Linked DNA regions of Homo sapiens: all the other regions are linked to region 2. A link is an interaction called in ENCODE POLR2A ChIA-PET data of the cell type or tissue named here. Cell type or tissue: CD4-positive, alpha-beta T cell. All regions are shown on one strand. Links, peaks and the distances in the headings refer to the core of each region. The heading gives the core; the rest is flanking DNA.

Region 1 (10,320 bases), core at 2,188-7,187, 65 kb before region 2:
ATGGGGCTTCTCCATGTTAGTCAGGCTAGTCTCAAACTCCCAACTTCAGGCCTTGGCCTCCCAAAATGCTGGGATTACAGGCGTGAGCCACCACACCCGGCCTCCTTTTTTTTTTTTTTTTTTTTTGAGACTGAGTCTCGCTGTGTCGCCCAGGCTGGAGTGCAGTGACATGATTCTCACTGCAACTTCTGCCTCCTGGGTTCAAGCAGTTCTCCTGCCTCAGCCTCTTGAGCAGCTGGGATTACAGACATGAGCCACTGCACCCGGCCACCTAGATGTTTTTTCTAAACATGATATTCTTCATGTTTATCCCGTTTGGGATTCACTGAGCCTTTAACATCTGTAAATTTCTGGCCGGTAGTGTTGGCTCACACCTGTAATCCCAGCACTTTGGGAAGCTGAGGCGGGTGGATCACTTGAGGTCAGGAGTTTGTGACCAGCCTGGTCAACATGGTGAAACCCTGTCTCTACTAAAAATACAAAAATTAGTTGGGTGTGGTGGTGGGCACCTGTAATCCCAGCTACTCAGGAGGCTGAGGCAGGAGAATTGCTTGAACCCAGGAGGTGGAAGTTGTAGTGAGCCAAGATCACATCATCGCACTCCAGCCTGGGTGACAAGAGTGAAACTCTGTCTCAAAATAAATAAATAAAAAGTAAAAAAATTACAAATTAAAAAATTAGCTGGGCGGCGTGCACCTATAATCCCAGCTACTTGGGAGGCTGAGGTTGGAGAATTGCTTGATCCCGGGAGGCGGAGGTTGCAGTCAGCCGAGATTGTGCCACTGCACTACAGCCTGGGCGATAGAGTGAGACTTCATCTCAAAAAAAAAAAAAAGAAAGAAAAGAAAGAAAAGTACCAGCCAGACGTAGTAGCTTACATCTGTAATCACAGTACTTTAGGAGGCTGAGGTAAGAGGATCACTTGAGGCCAGAGTTTAAGCCTGGGCAACATAGTGAGACCTCATGGCTACTAAAAATATGTATATATATTTTTTGAGATGGAGTTTCGCTCTTGTTGCCTAGGCTGGAGTGCAACTGCTCGATCTCGGCTCACTGCAACCTCCACCTCCTGGGTTCAAGCGATTTTCCTGCCTCGGCCTTCAGAGTAGCTGGGATTACAGGCATGTGGACAACACCTAGCTAATTTTTGTATTTTCAGTAGAGACGGGGTTTCACCATGTTGGTCAGGCTGGTCTGGTGACTCCTGACCTCAGGTGATCCAGCCACCTCGACCTCCCAAAATGTTGGGATTACAGGCATGAGCCACCGCACCCAGCCAATAATTTTAAAAACATTAGCCAGGGGGAACATGGTGAAACTCCGTCTCTACTAAAAATACAAAAAAAAAAAAAGGCCGGGCGTGGTAGCTCACGCCTGTAATCCCAGCACTTTGAGAGGCCGAGGCGGGTGGATCACGAGGTCAGGAGATCGAGACCATCCTGGCTAACATGCTGAAACCCTGTCTCTACTAAAAATACAAAGAATTAGCCGGGCGTGGTGGCGGGCGCCTGTAGTCCCAGCTACTCGGGAGGCTGCGGCAAGAGAATGGCGTGAACCCGGGAGGTGGAGCTTGCAGTGAGCTGAGAGCATGCCACTACACTCCAGCCTAGGCAAATGAGCAACACTCCAACTCAAAAAAAAAAAAGAAAAAGAAAAGAAAAAAAAAATTAGCCGGGGGAAAAAATTAGCCAGGTATGGTGGTGCCTGCCTGTGGTCCCAGCTACTCAAGAGACTGAGGTGGGAGACTCACTTTGAGCCCTCAAAATCAAGATTTCAGTGAGCCATGATTGCACACCACTGCACTCCAGCCTGGGTGGCAGAGTAAGACCCTATCACTAAAAAAACAAAACAGGCTGGGCACGGTGGCTCATGCCTGTAATCCCAGCACTTTGGGAGGCTGAGGTGGGCAGATCATCAGGTTGGGAGTTCGAGACCAGACTGGCCAATATGGTGAAACCCCGTCTCTACTAAAAATAGAAAAATTAGCCAGGCGTGGTGGTGGGCGCCTGTGGTCCCAGCTGCTCAGGAGGCTGAGGCAGAGGAGTTGCTTGAATCCGGGAGGCAGAGGTTGCAGTGAGCCGAGATCACGCCACTGCACTCCAGCCTGTGCAACAGAGCATGACTCTGTCTCAAAAAACAAAACAAAATAAAAAACAAGAACCAACTCCTAAAATGCATTTTTATACTTGCTAACCCTGGAACTTGGCTTTGGGAAGTCTTTCCTAAGTGTGCACAATGTCACACAGCAGCAGACTGATTCAATAGTTAATGGTTCACCTGTTTTGGTTATGGAATTTGATGCATGAAATACTGACAAGGATCTCCAAGACATATTGAGAAAAAAGCACATTGGAGAAAAAGTTATTTATGAATATGTAAAATAGCAGCTAACATTGAGCAATATTGATTCAAAGACTGATTTTTTAATCCCCACATATCTGAGGAATGTGCCACTATTCTACCCATTTTAGGGATGGGGTAACAGAAAGTAGTGTAGCGAGGGTCACATGGCTGAGTGGTAGAGTCTAGGTTTGAACATGGCAGTCTGGAAGGATTCACTCTCAACAGTTAACAGGGGTGACCTCCGGGGAGTGGATATGAAAGTGGATAAAGCTAGGCTGGGCGCTGTGGCTTACACCTATAATCCCAGCATTTTGGGTGCTGAGGCAGGTGGATTACTTCAGGTCAGGAGTTCGAGAGCAGCCAGGCCAACATGGTGAAACCCTGTCTACTAAAAGTACAAAAATTAGCTGGGCATGGTGGCCGGGGCCTGTAATCCCAGCTACTTGGGAGGCTGAGGCAGGAGAATTGCTTGAAACCAGGAGGTGGAGGTTGCAGTGAGCCGAGATCACACCACTGCACTCTAGCCTGGGTGACAGAGCAAGACTCCGTCTATTAAAAAAAAAAAAAAGAAAAAAGAAAAAGAAAAAAAGAAAGTGGATACAGCTAACATGTCCAAAAAGCATCTCATATTTCTCTCCAAAATGCAGTTTAGCTGTGAAGTCAGCTGCTCTTATTATGTGGCCAACATTGTGCTGACAGGCTGTGCCCTGCAGCGGAGAGGAATCTTCTCTTTATGCTTGTATATTGCTTGAATATCGTACAAGCTTAGGAACCAAATCCACCCACCCTTTTGGACCTAGTTGAAGGCCCTCTTTTATGAAGGCCGACATGATGTTTTCCAGTGACTACTGGGTCTCAGGGACTTGTGAAGGGAAGCCCAAAATCTTGTTCTCACTGAGCGAACAAGCCGTGCCACTACATGAATCTCTACTGAGTGCCCCGCACCGCAGCTTTCCCAGTCAGCGCCATTTCCATCTCTCCCTTGCTTGTGAGGTGAGCCTGTTTCCTTATCTCCAGTATGGGTAGGAGAACAGCATCTATCCCCATGGGGTTGCTGTGGGGATTCCAACTCAAAGAACAAGGATTCTGAAAAGTACCAGGCAGGTTGCATGGGTATAATGACCATTGGTTGTTATCATTAAACTTACCACCTGCAACCTAAGCCATCTCTTCCACACCTGTAATGAGCTAATAGAACATACGTCAAGATAACTTTTTTTTTTTTTTTTGAGATGGAGTCTCGCTCTGTTGCCCAGGCTGGACTGCAGTGGCACGATCTCGGCTCACTGCAACCTCCGCCTCCCAGGTGCAAGCGATTCTCCTGCCTCAGCCTCCTGAGTAGCTGGATTACAGCCACGCGCCACCATGCCCAGCTAGTTTTTGTATTTTTTTTTTTTAGTAGAGACGGGGTTTCACTATGTTGGTCAGGCTGGTGTTGAACTCCTGACCTCGCGATCCGCCCGCCTCGGCCTCCCAAAGTGCTGGGATTTTTTTTTCGAGACAGTGTCTCACTCTTTCACCCAGGCTTCAGTGCAGTGGTGAAATCCAGGTCATTTCAGCCTCAAACTCCTGGGCTCAAGTGATCCTCCTGCCCCAGTCTCCCAAGCAGCTGTGACCACAGGCACAAGCCACTATGCTCAGCTATTTCTTTTTTTGTGGAGATGGGGTCTTGCTTTGTTTCCCAAGTTGGTCACGAACTCTTGGGCTGAAGTGCTTCTCCCGCCACAGCCTCCCACCATGCCTGACTGACTGCAGATTTTGAGATGGAGTGTCACACTGTTACCCGGGCTGGAGTGCAGTGGTGCGACCTCAGCTCATTGCGACCTCCGCCTCCCAGGTTCAAGTGATTCTCCTGTCTCAGCCTCCCCCAGTAGCTGAGATTACAGGCACCCGCCACCATGCCCGGCTAATTTTTGTAATTTTAGTAGACAGGGTTTCACCACGTTGGCCTGGCTGCTCTCAAACTCCTGACCTCGTGATTCGTCCGCCTCAGCCTCCCAAAATGTTGGGATTACAGGCGTGAGCCACCACGCCTGGCCTTTTTTTCTTCATTTTTATGATTAATACAAACATCATGTGGCAGTTTATGAAATTTGTAGAAACTAGACATTTCTTGCCTGGGGCTGGCAGCTTTCCCCTCGATTCCTGAGGGGTCCTCTGGGTGACTTAATCTCTGCCGTTAGAGGTACAGGGTGGAAAAGTTTGAAGCTTCCGGGACGATTCTACAATTTTGTTTTTATCAATCCAGACCCACCTGCTCCCCCTTGTGACCAAGGCTGCACATTACAGTCAAGAGTATAATTAGCTCAGAATTTAAAGACCACGTGAAATTCATGCAGCAATGTAACTGCTGACCCTGACGCCACTGACTTGCACTAAAGGTGGCGAGACACGGATCCTTTCCGAAATGCAGCCCCTGTCTCACCTCCGGCGGGAGCAGGTGATGCAGGGTTGAGGAACAGAGGCCCTTCTGTAGTGAAGACCACTTTTCTCCCCGACTAACTGCTGCAGGATCAGAATAGGAAAGAGACTGATTTATTGAAACATCACACAATTTACATAAAGAAGAAACACAAGCAAGAGTGGGGTGAACTGGAACGCACTTTGGCTGCATCAAGGCAAACCTGGTCTTCCAATAAAAGCTCTGACCCGTAGCGGCTGTGGCACTTGGGGCATATGAAGCATCACTTTTGACTTCCCTTTATTATTATAATTCTTGCCACTGAAAATAGCCACTATTTAGCTGAATTATCCATTAGACAACTGGAGCCAGAAGCTTCTACACATTCTAGAATGTGAACAATTTAACTCTTGCTGCATCACCCAGAAAAAATGGTGGCAGGAATGGTGAGGGAGAGGAGGAATCTCTTGAGTTAGAGCCTCAGGTCTGAAAAGGCAACTGGTAGGATCATCCCATTCCCTCTCAGAAGCTTCTGAAGTGGAAGAAAAACAAGCAAATCCTAAAGCAAGTAACTTTATTATCATTCCTTTAAAAAGAACCAAGGAAAATTCACAACATATGTGAAACACAAACAGCTGTGGTTTAGGAGGTAAACAAAGGACCAACATAGCCCTGAAATGCAACAGCCTCTGAGTGACTTGAGCCGCATGTGACTGGGGTTCTGTTAAAAGGGCAGGCTCCTCCCTCCTAGCCCTGAAGCCCCAGGAACCTGCCTTGAAAGACAAGCTCTCTAATACTCAACTTGCAGGGTCTCGCCCTAACATCCAAGACTTGGTAGCATCTCCTTTCTCCCAAAACCCAGCTGGAACTCAACTAATCCTAAACGAAAACTCAAGAACAGCACACCAGATGCCACCTGTTGTTTGTCAGGGTCTCAAACTCCAGAGGAAATGCATTTGCCTGTCATGGTTTTCCTCTCTAAGGGCACCTGTCTGAACTTGGAGCTGTGCTTCCACTGGTGCCTCATGGGGCCTGGGCCTACTCTCCACCTGAATTCACACTTTTCTCTATAAGGTATCAGGTGGGGAATAAGTCCAAGAAGGTGACAAGAGGCTCCCGAGCAACAGAGCTTGCTCATTCCTGGCAGGCATCTCCCACAATGCCCCAGAGGGCTGGCGAGGCCGGGACAGCATAAGGACAGAGAAAGGGCAGAGGGGTGCTTGGAAGTGCTCATCACTCAGGGGAGCTGGCAGGCCCGGGATGACAGGCAGCCTGAACAGTGCTGGAACAAAGACAGCCACCCTGCGCCCCTTGTCGAGCAGCTGCTGGTGATGGGAAGCAGCACGTCGGCACCACCTCCTTCGTTGCAGGAAATGTTTTGTATCGGGCCAATGACTTCAGTTTTCCTTGCCTGGAGATGCCTTCATGAAGGAAGGGGACAGGGAATACAGGTGGGCATGCTGCAGTTGGCATCTCTGGGGCTGCCAAATCTTGAGTTCACTTGGGGCCAAGGCACTCCACAATCCCATTCCCCTTCATGCCATCGAAGAAGAAGAAGTTGTTGTGAGGAGGGTCCCGCTGAGACAGGGCCTGGGGAGAAAAATGAAAAGAGGGTTTAGCTCAAGTGCTTTAAGAGGAATAGAGGGAAAAAAAAATTCTAAAAGCAGTCTAGGGCAGTGGTTCTTAACTGGGGTCGATTTTGCTCCCAAAGGGCTATTTGGCAATGTCTGGAGACAATTTTGATTGTCCTATCTCCTTGCTCTGTCCCTTACAAGCTGTGTGTCCATGGGGAGATTATTTAACCTCTCCAAACATTACCTTATTTTCCTAACATGAGATTAAGAAATGTATTTGCCTGGGTTAAACTATGTATCTCAAAAATGTAAAACAGGCCAGGGCCAGGCACATTCACACCTGTAATCCCAGCACTTTGGGAGGCTGAGGTGGGAGAATCACTTGAGCCCAGGAATTCAAGACCAGTCTGTGCAACATGGTGAGATCCCGTCTATATGAAAACTAAAATAGGTGGGGCGCAGTGGCTCACGCCTGTAATCCCAGCACTCTGGGAGGCTGAAGTGGGCGGATCACCTGAGGTTGGGAGTTGGAGACCAGCCTGGCCAACACGGTGAAACCTGTCTCTACTAAAAATACAGAAATTAGCCGAGTATGGTGGCATGCTACTCGGGAGGCTGAGGCAGGAGAATTGCTTGAACCCAGGAGGCAGAGGTTGCAGTAAACTGAGATTGCGCCACCGCACTCCAGCCTGGGCGACACAGTGAGACTCTGTCTCAAAAAAAAAGAGAAAAAGAAAAATGACATAAATTAGCCAGGTATGGTGATGCATGCCCAAGGTGCCAGCTACTCGGGAGGCTGAGGTGGGAGGATCGCTTGAGCCTGGGACATTGAGGCTGCAGTGAGCTGTAATAGTGCCACTATACTCCAGCCTGGGGAACAGAGTGAGACCCTGTCTCAAAACAAAAAACAAACAAACAAAAAAACACCTTAAAACTAAAACAATGACTAACACTGTGTTGCACCACCATTGGGCAAACAGCAGAAATAATTATTCATGACTATTCAACTGAGAAAGGTGGCAGTTCTTAGGCTGTGGCCTTTATCACCTAAGGGGACACATTTAATCAAGGAACACACTGATGCAGAAGCGGGGGCTATTCCATGAGGACATAGAGTCGCTAGGCTTCCACAGGGGGTCAGGGCTGGGATCCAGAGGGCCTGGACAATGCTATTTAGCAATGGCAATGGTGATTATCTTGTGGGGTTACCAGACAGAGCACTTTAAAATACAAGAACAGGGCTGGGCTTAATGTCTCACATCTGTAATCCCAGCACTTAGGGAGGCCGAGGCGGGAGAATCACTTGAGCCCAGGAGTTCGAGACCAGCCTGGGCAACATGGCAAAACCCCATATCTACAAAAAATAAAAAAAATTAGTTGGATGTGGTGGCGTGTGCTTATAGTCTCAGTGCCTCAGGAAGCTGAGGTGGGAGGATCACTTAAGTCCAGGGAAATCAAGTCTGCAGTGAGCTGTGATGGCACCACTGTACTCCAGCCTGGGCAACAGAGAGCGAGAGAGAGGGGTGGGAAGGAGAGTGAGCACGTGGCCCTGTCTTTTGAGGCAGGGTCAGCCCCCGAAACAACATACTGAGTCTTGTATGCACATACATCTTTCTGAGAAAGGGTTCACAATTGTCACAAATTTTCAAACAGGTCCTTAACCCAGAAAGGATTGAAATTTCACCACAAGCTACCATTTAAAGAGGAAGACATCACCTAGGCAAGCTGCCAGGGCAGGGTTTAACGGTTCCCAGGAGCACCGTCCCATCATTCATGAGGAAGGTGGGGCTACACATCCTGAACTGCTCCTCTTCAAACTCAGCACCAAACCCTTTTCCTCATCCATAAAACAGGGACAATCACATCTACCATATACAAATAGTGTTAGTCAGCCATTTTTCCAGGGAAATTTTATTTATTTGTAAATGTTTTTAATTTTTTGAGATAGGATCTTGTTCTGCTACCCAGGTGGGAGGCACATTCTCGGCTTACTGCAACCTCCGTCTCCCCAGCTCCAGATATCCTCCCATACCCTCTTGAGTAGCTGGGACTTTTGTAGAGATGAGGTCTCCTCATGTTGCCCAAGCTAGTCTTGAACTTCTAGGTTCAAGCAATCCTCCCAAAGTGCTGGAATTACAGGCATGAGCTACTGCACCCAGTCAAGGGAACATTTATTAAGCATCTACTCTATGCCAGGTATTCAGCTAGACATTAAGGATTCTGAGGTCTCTGTCCACATGGAGCTTGGATCAGAAAGAAGTTTGCTTCTCTGGGCAAATAGGCAAATAAAAAGCACCTGCCTGCTAGAGTTTTGGTGAGAATGAAATGTGACTAGGCTTGTAAAGTGCCGAGCACGTAGTAAATTCTTAGTAAGTAGGAGCTGCTATTAATAATAATAGGGCCAGGAGTCCTTTACCAATACTGGGGATGCCACCAACCTAGCCAGGTGGAAGGGTCCAACAGTACACAGGTGGAACTCTTAGACCCTCAAACCCAAGATACAGGAGATGGTATGTGTTTTACCATGAACCTGGGATGGCTGCTGCTTTCACTATCACCTCTCTTACCATAGACAGGGAGACCTGCCGTGGACGGTGGGGATGGAGAGAAAGGAAAACTGCTTTAAACCCAAGGAAGTAGACATGGATATAAAATAGGGTATCTAGAAGGACGTAAGAAAGGAAAGACGCAAAAGATGATTCCAAAGGAGCAGACTTGCGCTTGACCCATCTCCTAGTGTAAGCTTTCCATAGGCGCTCAGACAGTGCCTCAGGAGAGAAAGGTGAGTCTGAGGCCCTTGGACTGCAGGCCCCGCCTGCCAGCTGGCTGAAGGCTGACCAGTAATAAGTATGAAGGAGTACTGGGGATGAGAGCAGGGCATGGGGTGACATGGGGCAAAAGGTAAAGTGCTTCCCAAGCAAGATGGGGTAGGAGGAGATTCCAAACACACCCAGCAACGAAGAATGCAGAGTACTCTGGCTATCTGGGATAAACAGAAACAAGATGCTGGGCACCAGCTGTCTCCAGCAGGCAGGAAGGAGGGGGCTGTGTGAGGATGGGGATGTGAGAAACTACCACCAACAATGGGGTCAAGGCTACCTGCCCCAACCTCCAGTCTCCATCCCACATGAAAAATTTAGGGGGAGCCCCTCAATGGGATGTGCAGAAGTAAGGCTGACAATGCAAGGGCAGCGGCCCTGGGGTCCATGCAGTCTCTACATGATGGTGCCATTGAAGGCAACACCTGATGCATGACTGCCCCGTGGTGAAGAGGACAGGCTCAGAAACCAGACTGCCTGGGCCCACATCCTGGCACCACACTCACTAGCCTGGGCAAGCATCTTCTTTCCTGCACCTTAGTCTCTCTTTTATAAACCAGGGATCACAGGAGTTCCTACCTCATAGGGCCGGTGGGAGATGAAATGAGTATCCACGTAAAAAACACTGTCTTTGTGTGGCAGACAGTGGGCTTTCAGTAAGTCTTGTCTATTATTGGTGGTGTCGTCATTTTAGGCTACAAAAATATGTACATTCCCATTCCCCACTTAGAACATTCCCATTGCTGCACTCTTTCCTGCAGTTTGTCTACAGGGAGCCTCAGAATCCTGCTCGAACAGTCCTCTGGGTGGCCATTACCCTCTTCTCAGATTGGGCATATAAACTGTAATTTTCACATCACTCTGGGCTATGTATAAAATGTGAGCAAGGAAAGAGGTATGGCCATTGCACACTTTTCTTCCCCCTCCAAATATCTCCTCGGTGCCCATTACATAGAAGAAAGTTAGATTTGATCAAAGGAAGAATTTAGACCAGAGAGAAGGATCAGAAAAAATAGACAAAAAAAAAAAAAAAAAGTAGCCTTAGGAAAACGGTGTGACTAACAAATTGAGCCAAACGCCTCCAGAATGTACAGACCCCAAGACAAAGTGTTAAGGGCTGGCCTCCAAACTGTCCTCCCAAGCTCAAACTTGACATGTACATGGACATGGCCAATCATTTAAC
Region 2 (10,320 bases), core at 2,259-7,258:
CGACTACAGTGATTTTTCTCTAGTTATCCATGGCAACATGGTCAATGTGACTGTGAGAAACAGACAGACAGACATAGATCAAGATCAGGTGTGCTTTTCTTAAGACAAAACACAAGCTGTAGTTTGATATTTCTAACAAAAAAATGCCGCTGCCACAGAAATTAATCACCAACTTGTTAAGTTTTCGGAAGAAAACATTTGCAATAACATGGATTAAAGTTATGTGCAAAGATTCTGGAAGGAAGACAAAACACCAAAGACGAAACCTGGCTGAGGGAACATATGCCCAGAGAAGAAGCCAGCAGACAGCAAGTCACCAACAACTACAGCAGATGCAACAGACTGGACCTCTCTAGCAACACATTCACACAATATACTAAGCCTAAACAATAGAACAGCTTATACATTTTCTTGGGAAAAAGCTCAGAATTTGATATTTGAATGCTCTCAGATTGCTTTGGGATTTGAAAGTATATACAACTAGCACCTTAATTTGTTTAATTCCCACAGCAGATTTTATAATAAGAAACTTACAGCATCGAATTGAGTGAAAAATGACTCTGGTTTCTTCTCTATATCCTCAGTGTCCACCTTCACATCCACCATGGGGTTGAGATTCTGAGCTCGCTCCAAAGAGGCTTCAGCCCTATTTCGGCCAACAGACCCAGTACGAATCAAGAACTGAGCTCCGGGATCTTCTGGAGTTACCTAGGAATAATACACATATTTTTTTAAGTCTTGTATTTTTAGGGAAAATAAATCTTAAAAAGAATCTTTAAATTTTAAAGGATAGCTAAAATACCTACCACCTAAATTTTTTTTTTTTTTTTTTTTTGAGACAGTCTTGCTCTGTCACCAGGCTGGAGTGCAGTGGCATGATCTCGGCTCATTGCAACCTCCGCCTCCTGGGTTCAAATGATTCTCCTCCTGCCTCAGCCTCCCAAGTAGCTGGGACTACAAGCACGCACCACCACAACAGCTAATTTTTGTATTTTTAGTAGAGACAGGGTTTCACCACGTTTGCCAGGATGGTCTCAATCTCTTGACCTCGTGATCCGCCTGCCTCAGCCTCCCAAAGTGCTGAGATTACAGGCATGAAACACTGTGCACAGCCCTAAAATGTATTACTGTTCCTGTAGCAATTTGCCTTATGCAGGCTTCCTTCTAAGGCTTTAAAATGACTTTAAACTTTTTTTAAACTGGTCATTGATGGTTAAAGAGCACCCCCTTGTGTTTATAAAGAAAATTCACTGTCAACAAAAAAATCCATGCTTTCTTCTTCTATGCAAATTTGTAACTGCTAACAAATGACTGATTAACAGTGGCAAGAATTGACTAAATACTTAGCATGTGCCCAACTATAAGCATTTGGGGAAATACACAAGTAGTTTAAAGGATTAAATCTCTGTCTTCCAGTGGTTTAAAACTAGACCAGTGTGGGCAGGGCACGGTGGCTCACACCTGTAATCCCAGCACTTTGGGAGGCCGAGGCAGGAGGATCACCTGAGGTCAGGAGTTTGAGACCAACCTGGCCAACATGGTGAAATGCCATCTCTACTAAAAATACAAAAATAAGCCAGGTGTGGTGGTGTGTGCCTGTAATCCCAGCTACCCAGGAGGCTGAGGCAGGAGAATCACTTCAACAGGGGAGGCGGAGGTTGCAGTGAGCTGCGATTGCACCACTGTACTCCAGCCTGGGCAACAGAGCAAGACTCCGTCTCAAAAAAAAAAAAAAAAAAAAAAAAAGTAGACCAGTGCAGCCTGGCACAGTAGCTCACATCTGTAATCCCAGCAATTTGGGACGCCAAAGCAGGAGGATCACTGCTTGAGGCCAGGAGCTCAAGACTAGCCTGGACAACACAGAGAGGCCCTCTCTCAAAAAACAACAAAAATTGCAACCTCATGAGAAAACTTAAAAAAAAAATCAAACTTGTGCAAAAATCAGACACAATTAAGAATGCTTGAAATGAACTTTTAAAAAACATAGATAGACTATGGCCAGGTGCGGTGGCTCACGCTTGTAATCCCAGCACTTTGGGAGGCCGAGGCAGGCAGATCACCTGAGGTCCAGAGTTCAAAACCAGCCTGACCAACATGGTGAAACCCCATCTCTACTAAAAATACAAAATTAGCCGGACGTGGTGGCACACGCCTGTAATTCCAGCTACTCGGGAGGCTGAGGCAGGAGAATCGCTTGAACCTGGGAGGCAGACGCTGCATTGAGCCCAGGTCGTGCCACTGCACTCCAGCCTGGGCAACAGAGTGAGACTCTGTCTCAAAAAAAAAAAAAAAGAACTCAGAGAGGTGGAGAGATGAGTGGGGACTGGAACAGAGGAATTATTTCACCCCTAAGGCTGAACATCAGCAGAGCAGAGCCTCAAAGACAGGATAATATAATCCCCTAATAGCCACCAGTAAGATTACAGATTCCATACTGCTCTCAAAGTATTTCTTCACACATCAAACATCTAATTTAACCATTAATCTCTGCAAATAACCTTGCCACCTTCACCAAGACTAGGTACAACAGAAGTAATCTCCCCTCAACACCTCCTACCAACCATCCACAGCACACTCTCTATCTTACTACCTTCTCCTCCAAGAAAATGAGCTGGCCCACTTCCCATTCTAGGCTAACCCTGTATCCTTGACCCATTCCATCCTGCTTCTTCAGGGATCTCATTATGTGCTGAGAAGCTGTACCACACAATGGTTAACAGTAAGGCTCTGAAATAATTCAGGCTGGATTCAATCTTTGATTCAAATCCTGGCTCAACAACTGTGTGAACCTCAGCAAGAATGTGGGAATCCCATATAAAACGAGGACATGGATAAAAACGTACAGTTGAGGGCCACGCGTGGTGGCTCACGCCTGTAATCCCAGCACTTTGGGAGGCCAAGGCAGGCAGATCACGAGGTCAGGAGATCGAGACCATCCTGGCTAATACGGTGAAACCCCATCTCTACTAAAAAATACAAAAAAATTAGCCAGGCGTGGTGGTGGGCGCCTGTAGTCCCAGCTACTAGGGAGGCTGAGGCAGGAGAATGGTGTGAACCCGGGAGGCAGAGCTTGCAGTGAGCCAAGATCGCGCCACTGCACTCCAGCCTGGGCAACAGAGCGAGACTCTGTCTCAAAAAAAAAAAAAAATACAGTTGAGGCTGGGCACGGTGGCTCACACCTGTAAACCCAGCAGCTTGGGAGGCTGAGGTGGGTGGATCACTTGAGGTCAGAAGTTCGAGACCAGCCTAGCCAACATGGTGAAACCCCATCTCTACTAAAAATACAAAAATTAGCCGGGTGTGGTGGCACACGCCTGTAATCCTAGCTACTTGGGAGGCTGAGACAGGAGAATCACTTGAACCCAGGAGGCGGAGGTTGCAGTGAGCCAAGATCTCACCACTGCACTCCGGCCTGGGCGACAAGTGAGACTCCATCTCAAAAAAACAAACAAAAAAAACATATAATTGAGCCCAGAAAGTTCAAGACCAGCCTGAGCAACAATCATGAAACCCAGTCTCTACAAAAAATACAAAAAATTAGCCAGGTGTGGTGGCGTGCACCTGTAGTCCCAACTACTGGGAGGCTTAAGTGGGAGAATACCCTGAGCCCAGGAAGTTAAGGCTACAGTGAGCCATGATCATGCCCACTGCATTCCGGCAAGGGTAACAGTGAGACTGCCTCAAAAAAAAAAAAAAAAAAAAAAAAAAAACCCATACACATACAATTATCATTTCATCACTATCAGTCCACAGATCACACCTTCCTTGCTTTGCTCTCCTCTCGTGCTACACATTCTAGTCTCAATTTGGGCCCTCTTAGGTGTGGCTGTCCCCAAGCTTCCATCTCAGAATTACTTATCTTTCCACTCTGTATAGCTCCATAAACCAACTCAATGCCTCTTTCAGTTTCTACCAAAATCTGCTGTTATTTTTCAAATCACTCTTTCTGGTGCAGATTTCTTCCTGATCCACCTGAGTCTTCTCTACTGTACTGCCCACCAGCCGTTTTCTCTCAGATATCCATAAACCCTACATGTCTGCCTGCTTCTGTGTGCTGTCTCCGGAGTCCACCAGCCACCCACCCAGTCACTCAAGCCAGAAGCCTCATCTTCATATCCTTGCTATTTCCATGAGAGTGGTCCATAGTGAGGTGGCTGAGAACATGGGCTCTGGAGTCAGATGCCTGGGTCCCGGCCGTACCACTAACTACTGGGGCCTTGGATGGGCCAGTACTTTTCTTCCTTTTACTCAGTTTTCCCATCTGTAAAACAGGGATGGTAATGGGTCCTTGATCTCAGATGTGTTGTGAGGACTCAATGAGATAATACAACTGCAGCTCTGAGAACAGTGCCTAGCCCCTTCAGTGTCAGCTGCTCTGGTTATTCCTGGCTTTCCTTAAGCTCCCATACACAGACCTCCCAATTCTACCACCTAAATCTATTTCTCACATCTGTGTGCTTCCTGCCATCCCTATCAGCAAGGCCACTTTCACCTCTCACCTAAACTACTAAAAACTGCCTTCTAAGTGGTCTTCTGCCCTGTATTTTGTGCCAACCATAGTTTATACAGTAATTACTGATCTACACATAAAGCCCAAAGCTAACCATGTCACCCTTCCTGTCATTTGAAACTCTTCAGTGAGTCTGCACCACCCAGAGGATTAAGTAAAAGCTTACAGTGGGGCTTCCTAGGAGCCCCTCCTGACTTGGACTTCACCAGCAACCTGTCCCTACCCACCACTTTGGGTCTCACACTCTAAAAACACCAAACTACTTTTAGCTTCCATTTCTACCACACTGTAGGGTGCCTTTGTGACACTGCTATGTCCCCTGCCTAAAACACAGGCTCTTATCTTGACAACCCTCCTTGTTCTTTAAGACTTAGCTCAGATCAGGACTCCAGGAAATCTTTCATGTACCACAACCTCAGTCAGGGAGCCTGCTATGGTTTCCGGAAAAAAAAAAAAAAAAAAACCTTGAGAATGGGAACCAAACCGTGAGCATCTTTCTATCACCAGCACCTAGCAGACTTCAGGGCACCCAGTAGGTGCTCTCAGATGCTTGTTGAATGTAAACTACATAATACGCTCTAAGATGGGTGCAGTGGCCTCACACCTGTGGTGTCAGAATCGCACTGTTCTGTGATTGGCCTCCAATGTTGGATTCTTACAACCAGATGAAGTAATTATGTAATCCCAGCTACTAGGGAAGCTGAGGCAGGAGAAGTGCTTGAACCCGGGAGGCAGAGGTTGCAGTGAGCTGAGGTTGTGTCACTGTACTCCAGCCTGGGCGACAGAGTAAGTCTTTGTCTCAAAATAAATAAATAAAATAAATAAAATGTCACTGAGGCATGGGAATGTAGAGAGAGCAGCACTTATTTTCACCTTGAAGATGAGCCTGGTCAGAGAAAGCTACATTGGAGTTGGGCTCTACCATTATAATATTAATCAAACAGCATTATGTCAGCAGGGGATGGTAGCTCACACCTGTAATCACCGCACTTTGGGAGGCCGAGGCCAGCGGATCACCTGAGGTCAGGAGTTCGAGACCAACCTGGCCAATATGGTGAAACCCCATCTCTACTAAAAATAACAAAACTTAGCCAGGCATGGCCGGGTGCGGTGGCTCACGCCTGCAATCCCAGCACTTTGGGAGGCCGAGGTGGGAGGATCACCTGAGGTCGGAGTTCAAGACCAGCTTGACCAACATGGAGAAACCCGGTCTCTACTAAAAACGTTAAATTAGCCAGGCATGGTGTTGCATGCCTGTAATCCCAGCTACTCGGGAGATTGAGGCAGGAGAATTGCTTGAACCTGGGAGGCAGAGGTTGCAGTGAGCCAAGATCACGCCATTGCACTCCAGCCTGGGCAACAAGAGCTAAACTCCGTCTCAAAAAAAAAACAAAACAAAACTTAGCCAGGCGTGGTGGTGCGTGCCTGTAATCCCAGCTACTTCAGAGGCTGAGGCAGGAGAATCACTTGAGCCCGGGAAGCGGAGGTTGCAGTGTGCGGAGATTGCGCCATTGCACTCCAGTCTGGGCATCACAGCAAGACTCGTCTCGCAAAAACACACAAACAAACAAACAGCATGTCAGATCATTATTCCTAATTACTGGATACTTGTTAGGTTCAAGCACTATACAAAGCAGTCTGCCCACATTCTCTCTGATCCAGTGTTGTTTGTTTTTGTTTGTTTTTGTTGTTGTTGTTGTTGAAACGGAGTCTCACTCTGTTGCCAAGGCTGGAGTGCAGTGGCATGATCTCGGCTCGTTGCAAGCTCCGCCTCCCAGGTTCACGCCATTCTCTTGCCTCAGCCTCCCGAGTAGCTGGGACCACAGGCGCCCGCCACCAAGCCCTGCTAATTTTTTGTGTCTTTAGTAGTGATGGGGTTTCACCGTGCTAGCCAGGATGGTCTCGATCTCCTGACCTCATGATCTGCCCGCCTCAGCCTCCCAAAGTGCTGGGATTACAGGCATGAGCCACTGTGCCTGGCCTGATCCAGTGTTTTTTAAAGTGATGTCTGTGGACCATCTAAATCATAATCTCCTGAAACACCTTTCATTAATTTATTTCTTTTTAAGGCAAAGTCTCACTCTGTTGCCCAGGCTGGAGTGCAGTGGTGCCATCTCAGCTCACTGCAAACTCCACCTCCCAGATTCAAGCGATTCTTGTGCCTCAGCCTCCCGAGTAGCTGGGATTACAGGTGCACACCAACATGCCTGGCTAATTTTTGTATACTGAGTACAGACAGAGTTTTGCCATGTTGGCCAGGCTAGTCTCAAACTCCTGACCTCAGATGATCCGCCTGCCTCAGCCTTCCAAAGTGTTGGGATTACAGGCATGAGCCACTGCGTCCAGCCCTAAAACACCTTTTAAATGCACATACTCCTGAGCTCGCCTCAGACCTAAATGAGAATCACTAGGGGTGAAAGCTAGGGCACCACGAAGCCTCCAGGCCACTCTGCATTTTCAGTTAGTCACTCAGGTCATTTTTAGGCACAAATTGGAAAAACACTTCTCTACACCTCCTCACAAGCAACCACCAAGGGAGATATTACTAACCCCATTTTACAGGCAGGCAAGCTCAATGAGGGGGTGTGAGTCTCTACTGCTCATCCAGCTAGATGTGGTGGAGCTAGAATTCAAACCCAACAATAGCACCTTCAGTCTCCAGAGGCAATGGTTTATTAATGTTAGCCCTCCTTTCACAGCCCTTAAGGCACAAGGAGGAACTCACAAAATCTGCAGATCTTCATGCTGGAAAGGGGAGCCAGAGCAGGGGAGGAATGAGCTCACAACAGCGCACCTGTTCGTGATCCAGCATGGTCAGTCCTTTCACTCCTGCCAAGATGAGATTCTTGGCAATTTCAGCCCCAAGTCCTTTCAAGCCGACAAGAAGCACCCGAGAGGCCCGCAGCCTGTAAGACAAACATTGTTAACCTGATGATACAGAACAGTGAGCTTGCAGAATCACAGAAGAACAAAAAATACACAAATCATTTTGGTTTGCCAGGCACGGTGGCTCATGCCTGTAATCCCAGCACTTTAGGAGGCTGAGATAGGCGGATCACTTGAGGTCAGGAGTTCGAGACCAGCCTGACCAACACGGTGAAACCCCGTCTCTACTAAAATACAAAAACTAGCTGGGCGTAGTGGCAGGCGCCTGTAATCTCAGCTACTTGGGAGGCTGAGGCAGGAGAATCACTTGAAACCATGAGGCGGAGGTTGCAGTGAGCCGAGATCATGCCACTGCACTTCAACTTGGGCAACAAGAGTGAGACTCCGTCTCAAAAAAAAAAAAATCATTTTGGTTCTAACTGCATTGAGGCATCACACCTCGAATCTAGGAAAGAGACAGGCTCTAATCCATACTGCACAAAACAATTCATTCAACAAATATTTATTGAGTACCAACTATGCCAGGCATCCTTCTATGGTGTGGAAATAAGGCGGTGAATCAGACATAGTCCCTGCCCTCATGAAAAAGTAGGAGACAGATAAACAAATAGATACATAATATGTGAAAAAGTGATGAAAATCAAGTGTGACAAGAATCAAGAATGATGGAGAACGCTATTTGAGACAGAAATCATACAAGCCTTTCTGAGGAGATGCCATATGAGCAAAAATCAAAATGAAATAAAGGACAAACACACAGATATTTGGCAGCAGAACATTCCAGATAGAGAAAACAGCAAATGCAAAAGCCCTGAAGCAGGAGTGCTTGGCATGTTCTAGGGACAGGAATGACAGAGAGGCTGAAAAGTTGGAACAAGGGGCCACATCATGAAGGCTCTTACATGCAATGGAAGGATTCTGGATTTTCTTCGAGGCATGATGGAAAGCCATGGGGGTAGGAAGATGTCACAGTTAAGGTGAGGGAGGATGATGGTGGCTCAAACTAGCATGACAGCAGAAGAGGTGCTGAGAAGAGGCACTAGTTAAGTATAACACACAAGCAAAACACATGGTGGCATGAAAAGAGCATGTACACAGGAATTGCTTTTACCTTTTTTTTTTTTTTTTTAAAGACAGAGTCTCGCTCTGTTGCCCAGGCTGGAGTGCAGTGGCGTGATCTCAGCTCACTACAACCTCCGCCTCCCAGGTCCAAGCAATTCTCCTGCCTCAGCCTCCCGAGTAGCTGGGATTACAGGCGCCTACTGTCACGCCTGGCTAGTTTTTGTATTTTTGGTACAGACGGAGTTTCACCATGTTGTTCAGGCTGGTCTCGAACCCCTGACCTCAAGTGATCCACCTGCCTCAGCCTCCCAAAGTGCTGGGATTACAGGCATGAGCCACCGTGCCCAGCCTTGTTTTTAGCTTTTTAAATCTGTAAAGTGACAGAAGATGAGGCTGAAAAAAGGCAATCAGAGGTCAGGCCATCCCAAGACTTCTCTGAGGTCAGTAGGAAGCAGAATAGGTCAACTATATCTTATCTGAAATCTCTTGAACCAGAAGTATTTCAGAGTCACAATTTTTTCAGATTTCAAAAAGGAAATACAGACTTTACATCATGTATTATGAAACAACTCATCAAGATCTTGGGCTGCATCATGTAACCAAACTCATTAATAATTCTGCAGCAAATGTATTATTCATACTGAAAAGGATTTAGTAATAACTAAGAATAATTTTCACACAATTTAAGTTCTGCTGGTAAGAGTTTGCTATTAATTTAATTAAAAATTAAATAAAATTTAATCACAACATTCCACCCTCGCAAAATGCACCATTTCTTCCTCTCAATGCCTACCTACGCCTTTCCCCTTCAAAACCCAACTCCAATGCCATTTCCTCAAAAAAAGGCTTTTTTATCATGGCTGAGTCAATACCAGCAAGCACTCCCCCTCCCCGAACTCTTCCAGCAACAGCTACATATAAAAAGTCCCTGACAATAAATCTGCTCTCCACGACCTACATTCCTACATAGCTCTACAGACTGCTCTGCAGTTGTTTAAAATTCATTATTCAGCCGGGCCCGGTGACTCATGCCTGTAATCCCAGCACTTTGGGAGGCTGAGATGGGTGGATCACCTGAGGTCAGGAGTTCGAGACCAGCCTGTCCAACATGGTGAAACACCCTCTCTACTAAAAATACAAAAAAAATTATGGCCAGGCGTGGGGGCTCACGCCTGTAATCCCAGCACTTTGGGAGGCCAAGGCGGGCAGATCACTTGAGTCCAGGGGTTCGAGACCAGCCTGGCTAACATGGCAAAACCGTGTCTCTACAGAAAATACAAAAATTAGCCAGGCGTGGTGGCAGGCGCCTGTAGTCCCAGTTACTCGGGACAGTGAGGCAGGAGAATCACTCAAACCTGGGAGGCGGAGGTTGCAGTAAGCGGAGATCATGCCAGTCTGGGTGACACAGCGAGACTCTGTTTAAAAAAAAAAAATTAGCTGGGCATGTTGGTGGCGGGCACCTGTAATCCTAGCTATTTGGGAGGCTGAGGCAGGAGAATCGCTTGAACCTGAGAGGCAGAGGTTTCAATGAGCCAAGACTGTGCCGCTGCACTCCATCCCAGGTGACAGACTCCGTCTCAAAAAAAATTAAATTAAATTAAATTAAATACTCAACTGCCATCAACACCAAATACCATGTTTACGTTTTGTTTTATTGAAACAGGGTCTCATTCTGTGAACCCAGATTGAAGGGCAGTGGCAAGATCAGGGCTCGCTGCAGCCTCAACCTCCCAGGTTCAAGTGATCCCGCCACCTCGGCCTATTGAGTCCTGGGACTATAGGTGCACACCACTGCACCTGGCTGATTTATGGGTTTTTTTTTTTTTTTGTAGACACAGGGTCTCACTATGTTGCCCAGGCTC
Region 3 (5,000 bases), core at 1-5,000, 81 kb before region 2:
GTCCGTGGGTGTCTGTTTTGTGTTGATATGTGAGTCCAGAGGTGTGCAGGTCTTATCTCTGGAGTGAGTGTGTGTGTGTGGAGAGGGGCATGTTTGGGAACTGAGGCAGTGCCTAGCTTGTGTGTGTGTGTTTGTGTTTGCAAAGGCTGCATTGTGTTTGCATGTGCCCCTGGGCATATCAACAGTGGGTCAGTGTGTGAGACTTTGACAGTTTGGATGTGTGGGGATGGATTGTGCCAGCCAGTGTGCGCAGTATGTAGAGTGCTTGTGATGGTCTGTCTGGATGCTCCTGCTTTGGTCGGGGGTGTGTGTGTATTGTGTGTACTGAGTAGTGATGTCCGAGACTGGGGCCATCTCAGTGTTTGTGTGCAAGTGGGAGGTGGGGTGGGCGGTCAGGCTGGCCAGTCCCGTGTGAGTCCTTGTGTGTGTGCTGTGGGGGCCTCGCTGTGCCTCACTGCCCTCCCTGTGTGCCCGTCGCTGTGTTGGGAAAGTTGTCCCCACCAGCCCATGCTGTGAGTCCCAAGTGGAGTGAGTTTGTGTTGTGGGACTGTCACAGCCCTCATACACACACCTGCTAGACCCCTCCATCCGTCCTGTGTGAGCCCTGTCCTTGCTGTGAGAGCCGTCCTGTGCCCCCTGTCCCTCCTGTGTGCCCATCACCGTATGCACGGGAGGCTCTCCAGGCCAGCCAGGACCCGGTGGTGTCATCCCCCGGCTGGGCGTGTCTCTGTGGGGCCGTCACCCCCTCCGCATGCACACACACCTCCACTCTTCTCCATCTGGGTCCTAACCCCGGGTAGGCTGGAGGTACAGTGGGCCCTGGTACTTCCCTGCTGACCTGCTCCTCCTCCCGTGTCCCGCAGGCCCCAGGGAGCGCCATGGCCCGCGCACGCCAGGAGGGCAGCTCCCCGGAGCCCGTAGAGGGCCTGGCCCGCGACGGCCCGCGCCCCTTCCCGCTCGGCCGCCTGGTGCCCTCGGCAGTGTCCTGCGGCCTCTGCGAGCCCGGCCTGGCTGCCGCCCCCGCCGCCCCCACCCTGCTGCCCGCTGCCTACCTCTGCGCCCCCACCGCCCCACCCGCCGTCACCGCCGCCCTGGGGGGTTCCCGCTGGCCTGGGGGTCCCCGCAGCCGGCCCCGAGGCCCGCGCCCGGACGGTGAGTGCCCGCCCCGCCCCCGGGGTGATAGGAGCCGGGAAGAGAGAGGGCTGGAGACTCGGAGGAACTGGAGAAGTGGGAGAGGACGGGGGGAGGTGGCGGGCCCAGCCGGGCCACTGGGAGGGTGTGGCCAATGTGGTCTTTGTGTTGCAAGAAGCAGGAAGACGGAGGCTGGGGGTGGAGGGGGAGGTCAAGTGGGAAGTCCCTCCTGGAATCTGACTGCAGTCCCCGAATTGCAGCCCACTGTCTCTTCCGGGCCTGGGGCAACAGCTGCATCCCAGCTCCCCTCCCCCAGTCTGGGTCCTCTAGACCCCCTGGAGGATTCCTGTTGCAGGGAGAGTGGGCCGAGCGGGAGGACTGTCAACTCTGGCCTCTGGGGAGGGGTCGAGAGGCCTTTTGCTTTTATTTGCATCTCTTTGGCCAGGGGCTGTCCTCAGCAGTCCCGGCGGAGGAAGGAGAGGGGGAGGGGCCATTGTGTTGGGAAGTCCCCTCGGGGAGGTGGGGGAGTCTTGGGGAGGGAAGGGTTAAAGGTCCCCTGCCTGATGGGCTGTTAACCCTGTGGTGCCCGTGGAGCCCCATCCCTGCCGGCAGGCGCTCTAGGGAAAGTGTGTCCTGGTTTCCCATCCCCCATCTTGTCCCGGCAGCCCAAGGGGAGCGAGGAAAGAGAAAACTTCCCTAACTCAGTTCCTGGAAGCCCTGGAAGGGGACACCGATTTCAAGGCCAAGGTCACAGATGTGGAAACTGAGGCCCTGGCTGTAGGCCTTAGGGAACCCTCAGGCCAGGACCTGGTGGGACGGGAGGGCAGGAGCCTCCTAGGGCGCTCAGAAGTGGGGGGGGGGGGGGGGCAGGAAGGCATCTCCCGCGTCCCAGCCCCCCAGGCCCGCGCTCTGAAGCTGCCACAGTCTCTGGCCTTCTGGTCTCTAGGCCTCTGCCACATCCGGAGGTGTGGCTTCCCTGTGGTTGGACACGAGAGGGCAGGAGACCTGAGGCTTGTGATCTGGGTGGGGTCAGTCACTGTATCCCTGTGTGACCTTGGGATACTCCCTAAGGGCGGGCCTCAGTTTCCCTGCCTGTCACATGGAAAAGGCAAAATGTGGCCCCTTTGGAAAATAGAGGTCGTTAAGCCTGACCACCCCCGGGGTCACCTCTCTGGCCGTCTACCTTCCACACTGACAAGGGCCGTGGGGACGTAGCTGGCCAGACAGGTGACCCCAGAGCGGCGTCCCCAGGTACTTCTTGCTTTCTGGTGCCTGTGGAGGAGAAGCTGAGAAATTGACTCACTAGCGATGGGATCACTAGAAATGAGGCGGGGAGCAGTGGCTGGGAAAGAGGGGAGCAGGCCGAGACACCTCGAGGCCTGGAGGGGTGGTGGGTGCTGACCGCGCCCCTCTGCCTCTCCAAGGTCCTCAGCCCTCGCTCTCGCTGGCGGAGCAGCACCTGGAGTCGCCCGTGCCCAGCGCCCCGGGGGCTCTGGCGGGCGGTCCCACCCAGGCGGCCCCGGGAGTCCGCGGGGAGGAGGAACAGTGGGCCCGGGAGATCGGGGCCCAGCTGCGGCGGATGGCGGACGACCTCAACGCACAGTACGAGCGGCGGGTGAGTGCTGGGGGTGGGGTAGACGGCAGGTGGGACTTCCGCCGGAGGAGGGGGCGGCAGGCGGCCCCCGCCAGATGTGCGGCAGCTGCTGCCCTGCGCGGCTGGGTCGCTCCGCGGACAGGCAGGTGGGGGGTAAGTGGGTGGGGGGGAATCGCGCGCCCGCAGAGCCGCCCAAGGACTCCGCGCCGCGGCTGGCATAGCCGGAGCCCGAGCCAGGGCCAGGGCCAGGGCCAGGGACTAGGCCGCCGAGGAGTGGAGCTGCGCGCCCGTGGCCCGCGGCCGCGGGGACTGAGGGCGGCGCTGGGCGGCGCGGCTCATATATCCCGGGCTATTTATAGCCGGTGAGTCAGCAGCCGCGCCGCGCCCGCCCCCTGCCGTCCCTCTCGCGCGGCCCGCAGCGCCACACAGTTTCCCGGGCGCCGGGGCGGGCCGGGGACCGCAGGGGTGGGCTCGCAGCCCCGCCCCGCGGGAGGCCCCGCCCCCCAGCCCCTGGCACGGCCTCGATTTTTTAAAACAAATATTCGAAGCCCACAGCAGAGAATGGGAAATCACAAACATCATGCGCCCACCAGGCAGCTCTGTTCAGTTTGAACATTACACCCGCATTGCTTGCTTATTAAGAAACCAAACAAAACCGCAGAAACGCATGTGGTGAAGCTCCTTACTCTCCCCATCCCTTCCCCCTCCTTGCATCCAAAGGAAATCTCTCGAGTTGGCCTCTCTCAACCCCTGCAGGTGTTGCTTTTACTCCGTATTTACCAGGCCAGAACCAGGGCTTAGAATCATGGAGCATTCTTAGCTTAGCGTATATGACATAGTTTTTGTTTCTCCCCAGAATTCCTTTTTCCCTCAATATTAGGCTTCAGATTCACCATATGGGCAAAAGAGCTTCCATTCATCTATGTTCAGCCAGGCACGGTGGCTCACTCCTGTAATCCCAGCACTTTGGGAGGCGGAGATAGAAGGACGCTTGAGCCCAGGAGTTCCAGACCAGCCTGGGCCACATAATGAGATCCCCGTTGCTACAAAAAATACAAAAATTAGCCGGGTGTGGTGGCGCGGGCCTGTAGTCTCAGCTACTTGGGAGGCTGAGGTGAAAGGGTCCCTTGAGCCAAGGAAGTCGAGGCTGCACTGAGCCATGAAGGGTCACTGAACTCCAGCCTGGGGGACAGAGCAAGACCATCTCAAAAAAGAAACAACAAATACAGCCATTTTCGGCCTGGTGCAGTGGCCCACGCCTGTAATCCCAGCCCTTTGGGAGGCGGAGGCAAGTGGCTCACTTGAGGTTGGGAGTTTGAGACCAGTCTGGCCAACATGGTGAAACCTCGTCTCTACTAAAAATACAAAAATTAAGGCCGGGCGTGGTGGCTCATGCCTGTAATCCCAGCACTTTGGGAGGCTGAGGAGGGCGGATCACCTGAGGTCGGGAGTTCGAGACAAGCCTGACCAACATGAACAAACCCCGTCTCTACTAAAAATACAAAATTAGCCAGGCGTGGTGGCACATGCCTGTAATCTCAGCTACTCGGGAGGCTGAGGCAGGATAATTGCTTGAAACCGGGAGGCAGAGGTTGCGGTGAGCCGAGATCGTGCCATTGCACTCCAGCCTGGGCAACAACAGCGAAAATCTGTCTCAAAAAAAAAAAAAGAAACAAAAAGTAGCTGAGCATGGTGGCACACGCCAGTAATCCCAGCTACTTGGGAGACTGAGGCAGGAGAATCTCTTGAACCCAGGAGGTGGAGGTTGCAGTGAGCCGAGATCAGGAGATCATGCCACTGCACTCCAGCCTGGAGGACAGAATGAAACTCTGTCTCAAAAAAAAAAAAAAAAAAAGTCATTTTCACTGCTACATAGTATTCTGTTGGATAAACATAGTATCCTTATTCATTTTCTCATTGATGGATATTTAGGATAGATATGTATTTTTATTTTATGTTTAGAGACAGGGTCTCACTGTCTCCCAGGCTGGAGTGCCGTGGTTCAATCACAGCTCCCTGCAGCCTCCAACTCCTGGGTTTAAGGGATCCTCCCGCCTCAGCCTCCCAAGTAGCTGGGACCACAGGCAGATCCACCATGCCTGGCTAATTTTTATTTTATTTTTTTGTAGAGATCAGGTCTTTCTGTGTTACCCAGGCTGGTCTCAAACTCCTGGCCTCAAGTGATCCTCCTGCCTTGGCCTCCCAAATTGCTGGAATTATGGGTCTGAGCTACCTCACCCAGACTATTTTTAAATGTATTTCAGATTTTATTTTA

The links. ChIA-PET counts read pairs that join two places held together with the same protein. Peaks named below come from ENCODE experiments on the same cell type or tissue, not always from the same donor. Only the 100,000 strongest peaks of a DNase experiment are listed, where the experiment ranks them.
Region 1: POLR2A ChIA-PET joins it to region 2 with 20 read pairs; 31 of 35 experiments call an interaction of 5 or more read pairs at or near these places.
Region 3: POLR2A ChIA-PET joins it to region 2 with 12 read pairs; 31 of 35 experiments call an interaction of 5 or more read pairs at or near these places.

The regions. Positions count from the first base shown.
Region 1 is chr19:47,205,173-47,215,492 of GRCh38, reverse strand. SAE1 (SUMO1 activating enzyme subunit 1) reads right to left here. Exons shown (of 9, transcript NM_005500.3): 9 at 4,857-6,334. The coding sequence ends at 6,242. Among named protein-coding and RNA genes, the nearest start is that of MIR3190, 17 kb to the left of the region's middle. RefSeq lists enhancers at 4,467-4,761, 5,753-6,502. In CD4-positive, alpha-beta T cell, for the core only: CTCF peaks have their summits at 4,422 and 4,625 (motif pointing left); a DNase peak (open chromatin) is centred at 4,602.
Region 2 is chr19:47,140,590-47,150,909 of GRCh38, reverse strand. It overlaps SAE1 (SUMO1 activating enzyme subunit 1), which reads right to left. Exons shown (of 9, transcript NM_005500.3): 2 at 7,305-7,416; 3 at 535-708. Among named protein-coding and RNA genes, the nearest start is that of SAE1, 15 kb to the right of the region's middle. In CD4-positive, alpha-beta T cell, for the core only: no CTCF peak of the experiment used is centred there; a DNase peak (open chromatin) is centred at 4,899; H3K27ac peaks cover 2,768 bases.
Region 3 is chr19:47,224,310-47,229,309 of GRCh38, reverse strand. BBC3 (BCL2 binding component 3) reads left to right here. Exons shown (of 4, transcript NM_014417.5): 2 at 864-1,152; 3 at 2,556-2,746. The coding sequence starts at 879. MIR3190 (microRNA 3190) reads right to left here and starts at 2,368; the gene lies at 2,289-2,368. MIR3191 (microRNA 3191) reads left to right here and starts at 2,291; the gene lies at 2,291-2,366. RefSeq lists silencers at 814-1,253, 2,474-2,773, 3,143-3,309, 2,804-3,363 and enhancers at 1,286-2,228, 3,437-3,936. In CD4-positive, alpha-beta T cell, for the core only: no CTCF peak of the experiment used is centred there; DNase peaks (open chromatin) are centred at 739, 1,329, 2,089, 3,059 and 2 weaker places; H3K4me3 peaks cover 2,839 bases; H3K27ac peaks cover 2,180 bases.